Regions from separate parts of the Homo sapiens genome. Here region 2 is linked to region 1. The links are chromatin contacts, found by Hi-C or POLR2A ChIA-PET in ENCODE. All regions are on one chromosome and are shown on one strand. The core of a region is the stretch at or near the end of the contact, and the rest is flanking DNA. Distances in the headings are between cores, read along the strand shown.

Region 1 (6,564 bases), core at 1,399-3,898:
ATAGATAGAAAATCCATTAACCTTTTTAGCCATTTATTAAAGCAGAGGAAAATTATTTTTAAAATGCAATTTCTGACTTCAAGAAGAAGTACCGAAAAAAATATTTTCTTGGTGTAGTTTGGAGTTTCCTAATAAAGGGCAAATGCCACAGAATATCTTCACTATGGATTCCTTGGGAATCAGAGAAATTTAGGGCCAGTAACACACTGAGTGGTCATTGAGTCCACTCCCTGACCAGGAAGGGCCAGAGTTAGGCAGGTAGAACCCTATTACTTTAAAAACTAAAACCTCCCTTTGTCGTTATCCTCATATTTAAAAATCTTACTGCAATACAGTTTCTTGTGGCTTACTTACAGCTGGGCAGCTTAGTCTGTTTGTCTCATTCTAGCTTCAGGAATGATCATCACCAAAAACACGTATTGAGCATTTTTTCCGATGACTTTTGCTAGTCAAAGGGAAAAAAGCTAAAAGGTGAAATTACTGCCATTGAACTGCCATTACTTGAACTGCCATTACTTGAACTACCTTCATCCACTGGATCAAAACCATTTTCATAACTGGGTATTGTTAAGCTCTTCAGAACATAGGCTTTTGGACCATTAGAAGGGCTTTCACATCGTCTAGTCCAGTTCTGTAACTGTACACACTGGAGCAAATGACACCTGAAGAGGTTCTATACATATGTATTATCTTACTCATTCAATACGTTTGTTTAGTCTGTTCCTGTGGGACAACTTGACATTATCCATTTCCTGAAGTGCTGCAACAAGAAATACCGTACACACCATCACTTATGTTCTTACCAAAAATTTTACCCTGAATCCAATTTCAGACAAATTCAGAATGTAGGACATTCAACAGGGCAACTATCTTGGGCTCTTCAAAAAGGTAAATGACTAGAAAAACAAAACAAAAAAGAAGTGAGGAATTGTTCTCTCTTTGATTAAAAGAGAAGAAAGAGCATGAACCTTGGTGGGATCCTGTAATTCAAGACACAAAAGCTGTAAAATACATTTTGAGGACAACTGGAGAAGTATGGAAGGTATTTTAGACAATATTATTAACTGAGTGATGATTTTCTTATGCATGATGATGGTTTTGTGGTAATGGAGGAGAATGTCCTTATTGTTAGGAGATGTATTCTGAAGTATGTAGGAATGACCTATGATGCTTTCAAATGGTTCAGCAAAAGAGGTATGCATGTGTGTAGAAAGAGAGAAAGATGAGAGAGAGTACAACTGTAAAATATTAACAATTAGCGAATCTAGGTGACAGTGCTCATTCTACTATTCATTCAACTTTCTGTATATCTCAAAATTTAAACATGAATAAAACATTTTAGTAAAACAGACACCCTAGCACGTAAGTTTCACGAAGCAAGAGATGTTTGTTTCTCCCACTGATGTAGACCAAGTGCTGAGAGCAGTCCCCAGCACATAGTAGGCACTCAGTAAAAACGTGTTTAAACGGAAAGCAAAAAAGGAGGTGGCCCCAGCATGGGGTCAGAGGGAGGGAAGGGACAGAAGCCAAGAAGTGGGCAAGTCTGCTGGCACACCACCCTGACATCAGTGTTTTTCAGAGGCTTCCCTAGAGCCACAGGAATGCTACAGAATAAGGCTCCTGTGGACAGTGCCCTCTCAGCTGCACCTGCTTTTGGTGCAGGCAGCTGGGCAGAAGATTAGGTAGAGAAGACTCACCCAGCCAGAATGTCTTACCCATGTCCCCACCCACCACGATCGATCTGGAAATGGCATGGAGATGTTTCTGATGAGAGTATAAAAATGTAGGCATCCGTCAGCTCGCACTGGTTCAGCCATCCTATGTATACAAGGGAAAGCTTGAATATATGTGAAACCTCAGGGATTATGAGATCCATTAGAACCCACTTAATATTATGATGCAAATGGTGAGATTGAAGGTCTTACAATTAGGCAAGAGCTGACTGCTTTCTTCATTTGATTTTCTTTAATGGCACCAAAATAATATACTGTTTTTGAAAAGACGAGTTTTCTAAGATTCTACTAGTTGATGATTTATTATCTCATTTCCAAATTCCAGGGTTAAGGAAACATGTATATTAAGAAATGGCTAAAATATGAATGAAGCACAAATGCTCTGGGAGGCTGATGGAGGAGGAGGAGGGTACCAGGGTGGGTGTGCGAGGTCATGGTCCAGCTGAAGGCCAATGAACCGAAGGTTTCTTTATTTTCTCCTCTTTTTCTTTTTATCTTTCTTTTCTCACTTTCTTTCAATGTCTCTTTTCTTCTTTCCTCCCTCTTTGCTTCCTCTCACCCTTCTTTCTTCTCTTCCTTCCTTCCCTCCTACCTTCCTCCCTTCCATCCCCCGATTTTAAAAACCACAGTGATTGAAACTAAAGAGCTGGCCTACGCACCTCAGGGCTGAGGACTTGTTAGCTCTCCTTGCCTCCTGGCAACCATGCCCCTTCTAATAGTGACTGGTTGAGAAAGAGGCTCAGAGTCTTTTAGCTAGAATAATCCCCTCAGGCATGTCATCTCTTTCCAGTGCAGACCTGCAAGGGAGGTGATCTTATTCCCACTGAGAAGGAGCCTGGCAGTGCTTCTAAACTGAATTCTCATAAGAAAGGGAAGAGCCTGTTTGCAAAAACATACTCTTTTGCTGCCAACACAAGCAGATCTTTTAGGGAGGAGGGGAACTGTAACCCCTCCAAGATCTTTGCTCTCCTTCAGAGCCAAGGCTCTCAGGTTTCACAAAGGAATTTATAGAGCAGACTGACGCCTCTGGGGTTGGAATCAGCTCAGGACTAAGTGGAGAATGAGGAGAGGGACAGGCACCCTTCTCTGCTCTGTGCAGGCTGGGGATTGTTTACCAGGGGATGAAAAGGTCCTCTCCCTGAAAAGGAATGTTTGGCAAGGAAATGACTTCTGGAGGCACAACTGAATGGCTCCCCAGGGAATCAGTTTGGGTTAGTTACAGATCAGACCCACCACCCTGGACAAATCTCACTGGGCAGGGGCGGCGGGGCTGTGATTACAAGAGCTTGGGGATGTTTAAAGCAACTCCTGCCTTCAAAAGACAGCTGTCCTCTTTTCCAGATAAGTTCTGTATGGTAAAAGAAGGAAAAGGAAAAAAAATAGAGGTTAGAAATCATATTGAAAAATTAAAGGAATGTTTGATTTGTCCATAAGAATTTCCTGACTGTGCCACTTTGCTCAGCGCTTGTCCTAGGTCCTTCCAATATCACATTTAGTGGGTAGTGAGAAGGCGTGGAGTAAGTGACTCTGGTTGCTGACATTCACACTTGGATGAAGTGGAGAAAGATGATGTCCTTCCTTATTTGGTGGCTCTGGAAGCCACATTCCCTCCTCATCCGCCTTCCCAAAAGAACCTTGTGGCTGCCCAGCGGAAGCCAGTGCTTTCAGCAGCCCCCACCCTTGGCATTTCCTTATCTAGGAGTCTTCACTGTGGAATTCCAAGGCCCACCCCAATGCTCCGGATGTGTTTCAATCCATGGCCTGCCACTTTGTTACTCTTGTGATGACAAGCAGATAACATAGCTCACATGCCTTCTTTTCCTGCATACCAACCAGACCCCAGTTCTGAAAAGGAAACAAACCACAAACCAAGAGAGATGTGTTATTTTTATGCAGACATTGTTAAGACACTGCAATAAGCCTAGAATTGTGGAGAGTGCTTTCCCATGTTGCTCCAGTTAATCCCCTCAGTCACTCTGGCATTTATACAAATGAGGAAACCAGTGAGTGTGGAGGTTAAATAGTCAAGGTCTCATAGCAAGTGTGTGTGTGTGCATGTATGTGTGTGTATCTTGGGGGGTGAGGGTTGCCAATTCAAAGTCCAGAATGACTCCAAGTCCACAGCACCTTTGTTGCAGTTAAATGCCTTTACAACTAAGCGTGACCCCTTTGGCAATCACTACTAAGAGGCTTTACCAACTTCTGACACTGTTAACTTCAAGACAAATATGCTTTTTTCAAGACATGGCATCAAAAACTGTATTTCTGTTATTCCTCATCACCATGGTTACAACCACAACTCATCTGTAATTTTCAAAGACCCTGCATCAGAGAAACAACAAAAATGTGGAGAAAATATTTGCTGAACATGTCAGTAAATAAATAAGTATAAAATATGAAAGTGGCCAGAATATACCCAAATCAATAAATATGAATGAGTTAAATGCCTCTTTTGAAAGACAGATAATGGCCGGGTGCGGCGGCTCACGCCTGTAATGCCAGCACTTTGGGAGGCTGAGGCAGGTGAATCACAAGATCAAGAGATCGAGACCATCCTGGCTAACACGGTGAAACCCCAACTCTACTAAAAATACAAAAAAATAGCCGGGCGTGGTGGCAGGTGCCTGTAGCCCCAGCTACTCGAGAGGCTGAGGCAGAAGAATGGCGTGAATCCGGGAGGTGGAGCTTGCAGTGAGTCGAGATCGCACCACTGCATTCCCTCCTGGGCAACAGTGCGAGACTCCATCTTTAAAAAGAAAGAAAAAGAGAAAGAGAGAAAGAAAGAAAGAGACAGATATTCTTAAAATCCAACAATTCCGCTTCTGGGTGTATACCCAAAAGAATTGAAAGCAGAGTCTTGAACAGATATTTGCACACCCATATTCATAGCACCATTATTCACAATAGCCAAAGTATGGAAGAAACCCAAGTGTTCATTGACAGATGAATGAACAAGCAAAATGTGGTATTTACACACAATAGAATATTATTCAGCCTTAAAAAGGAAGGAAATGCTGACATATGCTACTACATGGATGAACCTTGAGGGCATTATGCTAAGTGAAATAAACCAAAAAGACAAATACTGTATGATTCCACTTACATGAGGTACTTAGAGCATTCGAAATCATAGAGACAGAAAGTAGAGTGATGATTGCCAGGAGCCGGAGGGAGGGGGAAATAGAAAGTTATAAGAGTTTAGAATTTCAGTTTTACAAAGTGAAAAGAGTTATGGACATGGATAATGGTGGTGGATGCACACTATGAATGCATTTAATACAATTGAAATATACTCTTAAAATGGTTAAGATAGTAAATTTTTTGGGGGGAGGAACTGGAACCCTAAAAATGAAAGAAAAATGAATTTTCTTAGAAAGATACTCTTATATGATGTAAAACAATACAAACAATAAAAGTCTATGCCATTTATAAGAGATATACCAGGATGACACTGGACGGTTGAAAATAAAGGGATAGACAAAGGGACACCATGTAAATGCTACCAAAATATGCAGAAGGGACAGTATCAGTGCCAGACAAAATCAAATTCAAAGCAAAAAGCACTAAATGGGACAAAGAAGACTGAAAGACATAATCCAACAAGAAGTTATACTAATAATTAATTTTTGTGCAATAAACAACATAGCATCGAAATATATAAACACCAAGTCTGTGTACTTAGGCATCCTAAGAATGGGTAAATATAGTAAAAAGTACTGTTTTGGCCTGATAGGAACTTGCTGTCTCTTCCAGTGGATAATTTGTCTGTAGTGTATTTAAAGCAGGGAGCTTAAGCTCAGACTTCCAGATTGGAAAGTTTCTAAGTATTTCAGGGAGAGGTTATTTATGCTGTATGAGTATTTTACGTCAGGGAAGCATTATAACAAATAGACCATAAAAATCATACCACATCCAAAGGAAAAACAAAAAGCCACAGAAGGTTCTTGGAGTGTCTCTTCAGGAAATCCTCCACACTCAAGGCTCTTGCCAGTTAGGGTAACGTGTCCATAAATTTCCTCTAACAAACCCATTCCAGCATCAGAAAATGACAAATCAATCAAATTTTGGGGGATTGATAGCTAAACTCTTCCAGGACTGTGGGCATAAATCCAGGAAAGGAATTTATGCCAAAAATTGAACCCTTTCCTGACAGAAATGGAAACGCAGACAGAAATAAAACCAGTTACTTCATTTCAACTCATATCTACCACGTTTTAGGCAAGACAGTGAGGATACAGCTTACAGCTTCTCACAGGTAAGATAAAATTTCTAGCAAAAGTAAGGTGCTGGCCAGGCACAGTGGCTTACACCTGTAGTCTTGGAGCTTTGGGTAGTTGAGCTGGAGGATCCTTTGAGGCCAGAAGTTCAAGACCAACTTGGGCAACATGGTGAAACCTCATCTCTACAAAAAGTAAGATAAAATAAAATATTAGCTGAGTATGGTGGTGCATGCCTGTAGTCCCTGCTACTCGAGATGCTGAGGTGGGAGGGGGATCACTCAAGCCCAGGAGTTCATGGTGACAATGAGCTAGGATTGAGGTACTGCACTCCAGCCTGGGTGACAGAGTGGGACTGTTTCAAAAGCAAACAAAAGTAAAGTACTAAAACACTCTAAAGCGCTCAGTTGTTAAACAAATCTCATCTCCAGTAGGGATTGAGTTACTGAAGCAAAGGGGCCAGGGAAGCCAATGACAGGGAAGGAATGGACCGGGAACCTGGGTTTTGAAATATCTTTCTCATAATTTGAGTTATATTAAAGAAAAACCTAAAACTACTAAGTGCTAATCTAGCATTTTTTAATTCTGAAAAGTCTAAATTAGACATAAGCAAT
Region 2 (6,564 bases), core at 2,959-5,458, 39 kb after region 1:
TATCTCTGTGTCATAAATGAAAGTCAAGAGCAGGAAAAACCTCAGTCAGTACTTCACAACATCCTATCACACAGAAATGAGTTGTTGGCAAGGAAAAGACCCCCATTTGTCCCTAAAGACTTGCATCAAAGATGGGATCCCCTGCCCAAAGCAATTAGGGAAATTCCTACTAACAGAAGAGATGTAGAAACATCTGTTTCCCACTGATGTCAAGGCCAGGGGTGGAGGCGCTGGCCTAAAATAACCTTTCCTGGGCCAAACAGCCTAATGGGACATTTAACCTCTCTGAGACTCAATTTCCTGATCTGTAAAATGACAATTGAATTAGTCCATATGGCATTCCCAGTTCAGAGACTTTAAGAGTTAAGATAATGGAATGTGGTGATCCTGTATAAATAAAAGAAACAAGCAATTTTTTTAAAAGCTATTTGGAAACCCCCTTCACAATTTGTGACTAGAGATAGAATTCAGATTTATAACTGAAGATAATCTTTTCCTATCTCCCCAAATACTTGCAATTTACTTTTTGGCTTACTGTTATATTCTATTGTGGATAAGCCAAATGTATTTTGTTCTGATTACATGAAAGCAAAACCAAGTAACTACTCCAATTAGGTAAGTAAACTCATAAACCTAGAGCGGTACAGCAAAGATGTAAATGAAAACTCACAAAATGTAATAAAGGACTCTAGTGACAAATGGATAAAGAGCAATGATGTCTGTGTTCAGGACCATTAAAATGATCTTAAGACGAAAAGTGGAACCCAAGGGCAGACAGGACAGCAGGCCCCATGGGCACTGGCATCAGCAGCTGGGCCACCAGGACATCCCTCTTGCCAGCGACCCAGGCACATGGCCTCTTATCTCTACATATCTGCTTCCCTCTTATGAAGAGGGGGTGTGGGCAGAGTGGACAAACTGATGAAAAAGTCTGCTGCAAAGTGCAGCTCTCTCAGTGAGGCTTTTCCCTAACAACACTGAGTCTTGGGTTTTAGTTACTTGTGGTTCTGGTTTTAATAGACTTAGCTGCTGTGGGATGCCTAAGAAGCTTAAATTTTGGGTGCCTTAGGATCACCAGGAAGAAAAACAAACAAACCAATAAAGATTTGGATAACAAGAGAGAAGTTGATTGAAAACTGTCAACTCCCTGAAAGTTTTAAACCAGGCATGAAGCCTCCTGTGTCCCTCATTCATCATGTTTCTGAAGACAGTTGACCTGTTGACTTAAAGACATCATTTAAGAGAGTCAGCCAGAACTAATGACAGTGTGAAGACCTGCTAACCATGGTGAGTATTGAGAAAGAGCTAGCTCAATAAGAAAAAGTCAACCTTGGCCTATTACTCAGACATCTTTGGCTTAAAAAAAATAATTTCCAGATCTCACAATAATTTGGACCAGGAGTTAGAAGATCAGACCCTAGTCCAGGTTTGATGCTAATTTTTCAGAAACCTTTTTCCTGGAGCTATTTGGTTAATGCCCCAGAATCCCTTCCCTACTGCCTTCCTTGGCTAAATGTTTTGATGTTTTGGAGAGTGCTAGAATCCTTGTTTCATCACTTACCATCTATATGCCTTGTGTATGTGACTGAATCTCTCTAAGCTTTTCTCACTGTAAAGACTTAAATTGTTAGCTTTCTTTTTATGTCTATGCGATTTGTTATTTTTGTTATATTTTTTAACTCTTTAAGAGCAGTATTTCTCACCTATAATACTTTGTCCTGTATCTTCTACCACCATTAGCATAAAGCCAATCTGGGAGACTGTGCTCAATAAATGTTATTTTTTGATTTTGGCATAAATATTAATAATCATTTATTGCAAAGTCTCACTGGGCAAGATATTGAATCTGGTTACCACCTGAGGGGAGACAGGAAGGACAAACAAGAAATGAGCTTTTCCTTAAGGAAGGTTCAATTCATTATGGGACCAGACAGGTAGACATGCAGCAAACTACTTAGCCATCTTTCCTCTTCTCTCCCACACCATGTGACTCTAGGGAGCCATTTGGGAAGTAGAAACTGTTGGAACAGAGCTATTTTCTGGACAGACAATCCTGGCTTCCTGGATCCTGTTTCTACCGAGACACAGGAAGGGAGCTGCTGATGCTCATTCGATGCCCGTGCCCCATTTTCCTAAAACAAACCCATATTGGACATCAAAGAAGCTATGTAGTTCTTTTCTAAAACTTTCAGTTAGTTGCCTTAAAGGTCCCAACTAAAGGCTGGGTGTAGTGGCTCACACCTGAAATCCCAGCACTTCCAGAGGCTGAGGCGGGAGGATTGCTTGAGACCAGGAGTTTGAAATCAGCCTGAGGAGAATAAGAGACTCGGTCTCTATAAAAATAAAAACAAAACCATTAGCCTGCTGTGGTAGTGTGTGCCTGTAGTCCCAGGCTACTCAGGAGGCTGTGTGGGGAGGATCACTTGAGCTCAAAAGTTCAAAGCTGCAGTGAGCTATGATTACACCACTGCACTCCAGCCTGGTGATTGAGTGAGACCCTGTCCCTAAAAAAAGAAAACCAAAAAAGATCCCAAGTAGAACAAGCAGTGATAAGCAAGGATGTGATGAAGAAGAGAGTTATCCATGCCTTGTCCTTCTGGTCCCCCCATCCTCTAATCACCTTGCAGTCCTTACAGCCTGCGGGGACCTGGGGCCTCATGGTGGATGCCTCCCTCTCCCCAGCTCTCTCTTTCTTCTGGCCAATCCATGCTGATCTTGCAGAGTAGAAGGTGAGGTTGGGAGCATGAGTTCTGGTTTCCATGGATGAGGGGAGAGGATGCGGCTGAATGAGAACGGAGTGAAGGTAGAGGGACAGAAAAGACAGACTTCCATTTCAGGTTACCGTTAGCTTCCTCCTTAATATTTTAAAATCTGACACTATTCACCAGTAAGAGGACTTGTTTTCTTCTGGTAATACCCCAGTAGCCTATGTGAGCAGATCCTATTCCCATCTGAACAGAACTTTGGTCCTCATTCTTGTGAAATAATAACTCTGGACTTATGGAGCTCAGGGACTGTTTGTCCCTTCCATGCTCAGGGTTATCGTGAAGCTCTCTGGTGTTAACTGACAATGAGGAATCCTGTTATCCCTAATTTCTCCCCTTCCCAGGTGGAGGAAAGGAGGCAGAGAAGAGTAAAGATCCAGCCAACCTCGTAACAATGAAATACAAGTGCTAATGTTAATTCTAGCAGTATCCTTCTATAGGAGTCCAAGAAATGTTTGTCCCCTGAGACACTGTGAAGATATTAGCAGATAGTTGAATCTGAATGTTAATTACACTGCCTTCTTCATGATTTCTAGAGAAACTGCTCGAGTGACACTTTCCTATATTCTGAGAGTACAGCACAAATCCAGTGTAATTGTTTTATTCATTTCTACCACTCCCTATCTTAGACTGCTAGCCAATTGGTGGCAAAGCCTGCCCTATCACCACTAGCAACTAAGGGCATTCAACCTTCCAACTTGCCTCTGGCATACAACATTTGTAAAAAGAAAAGAGTAATCTTTCGTCTCCATTGTAAGTGTTTAATTGGTTCAACAGCATCCTCCCTACCCCTCAAGCTCTCGGAGTTAAATATAAATTCAGTCCGTGATTGATGTGACAAAATATATACAAAGACAAATAAAAGACAGATTGCCTTTCAGGTCTGAAGCAGCAAGGCCCAGGAATTCTAGCAACATTGGCTTGTCTGAAACAGCACAGAGTGAATAGTATTATCATAACCAAGAGGGGTCAGAATAGCTGGACAACAGTAGCTGTATAAAAGGAAAGTGCAGGAAGCAAGCACCTGCAATTTGTCTCCAGGGCTGACCCACAGATGTGATTTATCTGTTCCTAGTTGCACTGACAGATGATTCAGCCCTTAAGAGCCCAAAGCCATAAAATACTTGAACCATACACACAAATTCCTTTGTTCTGATTTTATTCTCCGTAAGCAACTGACAAATTACGATTTGATTTCCCATTTATTTTTCAATGGTTCACTTTGTTCTAAAAAGTTTATAAGGGGCTTATAAAAGTGTATATGCTTCAGTTTAAAAGTTAAAATTGAATGTAAATGGACACGGTGGGTTGTGGTTTTGCCTGCCTCATATCCATTTTACCCTTATTATTTTCTCTGGGGAAATGATCTACCTCTCAGGTGGAACTGGTACCATTTCATCACAAGCTCTGAGTGAAGGCATGTAATCCACACCTGCCCTATCGGTAAATTCCATCCATCTGGTCGCAGTGGCTTGGCCAAGTGACTCACAGAAACTCAATCCTGGGGACTTTGTCAAAATGATGGGGAAAGAGAAGCTCTTCTTCCACTGGAACTTTTTTTTTTTTTTTTGAGACAGATCCTCCCTCTGTCCCCCAAGCTGGAGTACAGTGGCTCGATCTCAGCTCACTGTAGCCTCCGCCTCCTGGATTCAAGCAATTCTCATGTGTCAGCCTCCTGAGTAGCTGGGACTACAGAAATGCACCATCACCACACGTGGTTAATTTTTGTATTTTTAGTAGAGATGGGGTTTCATCATGTTGCCCAGACTGGTCTCAAACTCCTGACCTCACGTAATCTGCCCTCCTTGGCCTCCCAAAGTGCTGGGATTACAGGTGCGAGCCACTACACCCGGCCTCCGCTGGCACTTCTAACTGTAGGACAATAGCCTGGTGCTGCCAGAGCCCCCGGGCAGGGAGGCAGGAATCTGAGAATGGAGTCAACACAGAAGAGAGAAGAGCTCTGAGATGGAGAGAGAGACAGCTTATAGCTGAAATGTGAGATTTTTTCATTTTGTTTGTTTTTTAGTTCCCAGATCCAGCCATGGCTGAAGCTAGATTGATTCCTGGGATTTCTTAGTAGATATCATAGATTCTCTCTCTTTTTTTTTTTTCAATTATGTTGAGTTTCTGACCTGGCTGAAGGTCCTGATTAATTCAGTATATGAGAAAAGTAGGGTGAAAAAAAAATAGTGAAGAAAAAAATGAAGCTAGTAGTCAAGTGAGCACACATTCACAAAAATGTTTGCCATGAATTCCAGGATACTTGCTGGTACAGGCTGATCCGTCTACTCAAACTTCACAGCCATCAGTACAGGGCAAAAGCTGCTTAGTCATGTTGGCCAGAGTGTCCACAAGATTAAAACTCACCCAGATGCTCAGAAGAAATAAAACTATATTCCCGATTATGATACTTGAAAAAAAATTCTACCTTGGGCTGCTTGTAAGGAAGATGCTGTGTAAAATGGTGATTCACACCCTCAACCATATTCCTACAATAAATGTGACAATGAATTAATGGATTTCATGGGATTGTTTCTTATAACATCCTGATGACAAAACACCAAAGCACAGTTTAATGAGAGCAGTTTTAAAGTCGGGAAATGATGCAGGCCACTTGTGTAGTCACTGCTAGAATGGTTAGTCAGAACAAAGGTGACACCTGCAGGATAAATGAGTGCAGGCTTGATATGGTTTGGATCTGTGTCCCTGCCCAAATCCCATGTTGAATTGTAATCTCCAATGTTGGAGGAAGGGCCTGGTGGGAGGCGACTGGATCGTGGAGGCAGATTTCCCGCTTTGTGCTGCTCTCATGATAATGAGTGAGTGCTCATAAAATCTGGTTGTTTAAAAGCTTGTAGCGGGCCAGGCGCGTTGGCTCACGCCTGTAATCCCAGCACTTTGGGGGCCGAGGCGGGCGGATCACGAGGGCAGGAGATCCAGACCACGGTGAAACCCCGTCTCTACTAGAAATACAAAAAATTAGCCAGGCGTGGAGGCTGGCGCCTGTAGTCCCAGCTACTCGGGAGGCTGAGGCAGGAGAATGGCGTGAACCCGGAAGGCGGAGCTTGCAGTGAACAGAGATGGCGCCATTGCACTCCAGCCTGGGTGACAGAAAGACTCCGTCTCAAAAAAAAAAAAAAAAAAAAAAAAAAAAAAAAAAAAAAAGGCGTGTAGCACCTCCCTGCTCTCTATCTTGCTCTTGCTGCGGCCATCTAAGATGTGCCTGCTTCTCTTTCACCTTCCACCGTGATTGAAAATTTCCTGAGTCCTCCTGACAAGCCGCTCTGCATCCTGTACAGCTTGCAGAACTGTAAGCCAATTACACCTCTTTTCTTTATAAATCACCCAGTCTCAGATATCTTTTTATAGCAATGCAAGAATAGACTCATACAAGGCTGTACCCCTAGGTGACCGAATGCTTTAGGGCCATAAAGCCACTTAAAAATTCATTTGCTTTGAGCAGCTGATCTAAGTCTTATATTCTATGGCAATTAGTTGACAGGAATCTTTGTCTATTGAAGCCATTTTTTACTCTTACTCTGATTCCAGAAAACCACATCTCAAGCAAAGAAAAGGTTGTTTGTTGGCCGGGCGCGGTGGCTCACGCTTGTAATCCCAGCACTTTGGGAGGCTGAGGAGGGCGGATCACGAGGTCAGGAGATTGAGACCATCCTGGCTAACATGGTGAAACCCCGTCTCTACTGAAAATCCAAAAAAAAAAAAAAAAAAAAAAAAAAAAAAATTAGCCGGGCGTGGTGGCGGGCGCCTGTAGTCCCAGCTACTCAGGAGGCTGAGGCAG

What was found. Hi-C counts contacts between places; a loop is a spot of excess contacts on that map. ChIA-PET counts read pairs that join two places held with the same protein, here RNA polymerase II (POLR2A). Pooled maps may share reads with other maps.
Region 2: a loop to region 1 is called in a map of PC-9, with 9 times the contacts of the local background. The contact joins two enhancer-like sites. A Hi-C loop is called at or near these places in 27 of 168 maps with a recorded cell type or tissue (Caco-2, HepG2, MCF 10A and 14 more) and 19 of 50 pooled maps. POLR2A ChIA-PET finds 5 or more read pairs at or near these places in 11 of 52 experiments (AG04449, AG04450, BJ and 8 more).

The regions. Positions count from the first base shown.
Region 1 is chr10:90,927,808-90,934,371 of GRCh38, forward strand. No RefSeq gene overlaps it. Among named protein-coding and RNA genes, the nearest start is that of ANKRD1, 10 kb to the left of the region's middle. RefSeq lists an enhancer at 2,457-3,110. Within about 2 kb of position 2,649, at least 19 of the 41 ENCODE cell types and tissues checked have a DNase peak (open chromatin) inside an H3K27ac peak, as active enhancers do; they include PC-3, PC-9, gastrocnemius medialis and 1 more, where a contact is called at or near this core.
Region 2 is chr10:90,965,068-90,971,631 of GRCh38, forward strand. The region is part of intron 3 of XLOC_008559 (a long non-coding RNA gene); the gene reads left to right. LOC107984252 (a long non-coding RNA gene) reads left to right here and starts at 955. Exons shown (of 3, transcript XR_001747547.2): 1 at 955-1,287. Within about 2 kb of position 4,209, at least 6 of the 41 ENCODE cell types and tissues checked have a DNase peak (open chromatin) inside an H3K27ac peak, as active enhancers do; they include PC-3, PC-9, gastrocnemius medialis and 1 more, where a contact is called at or near this core.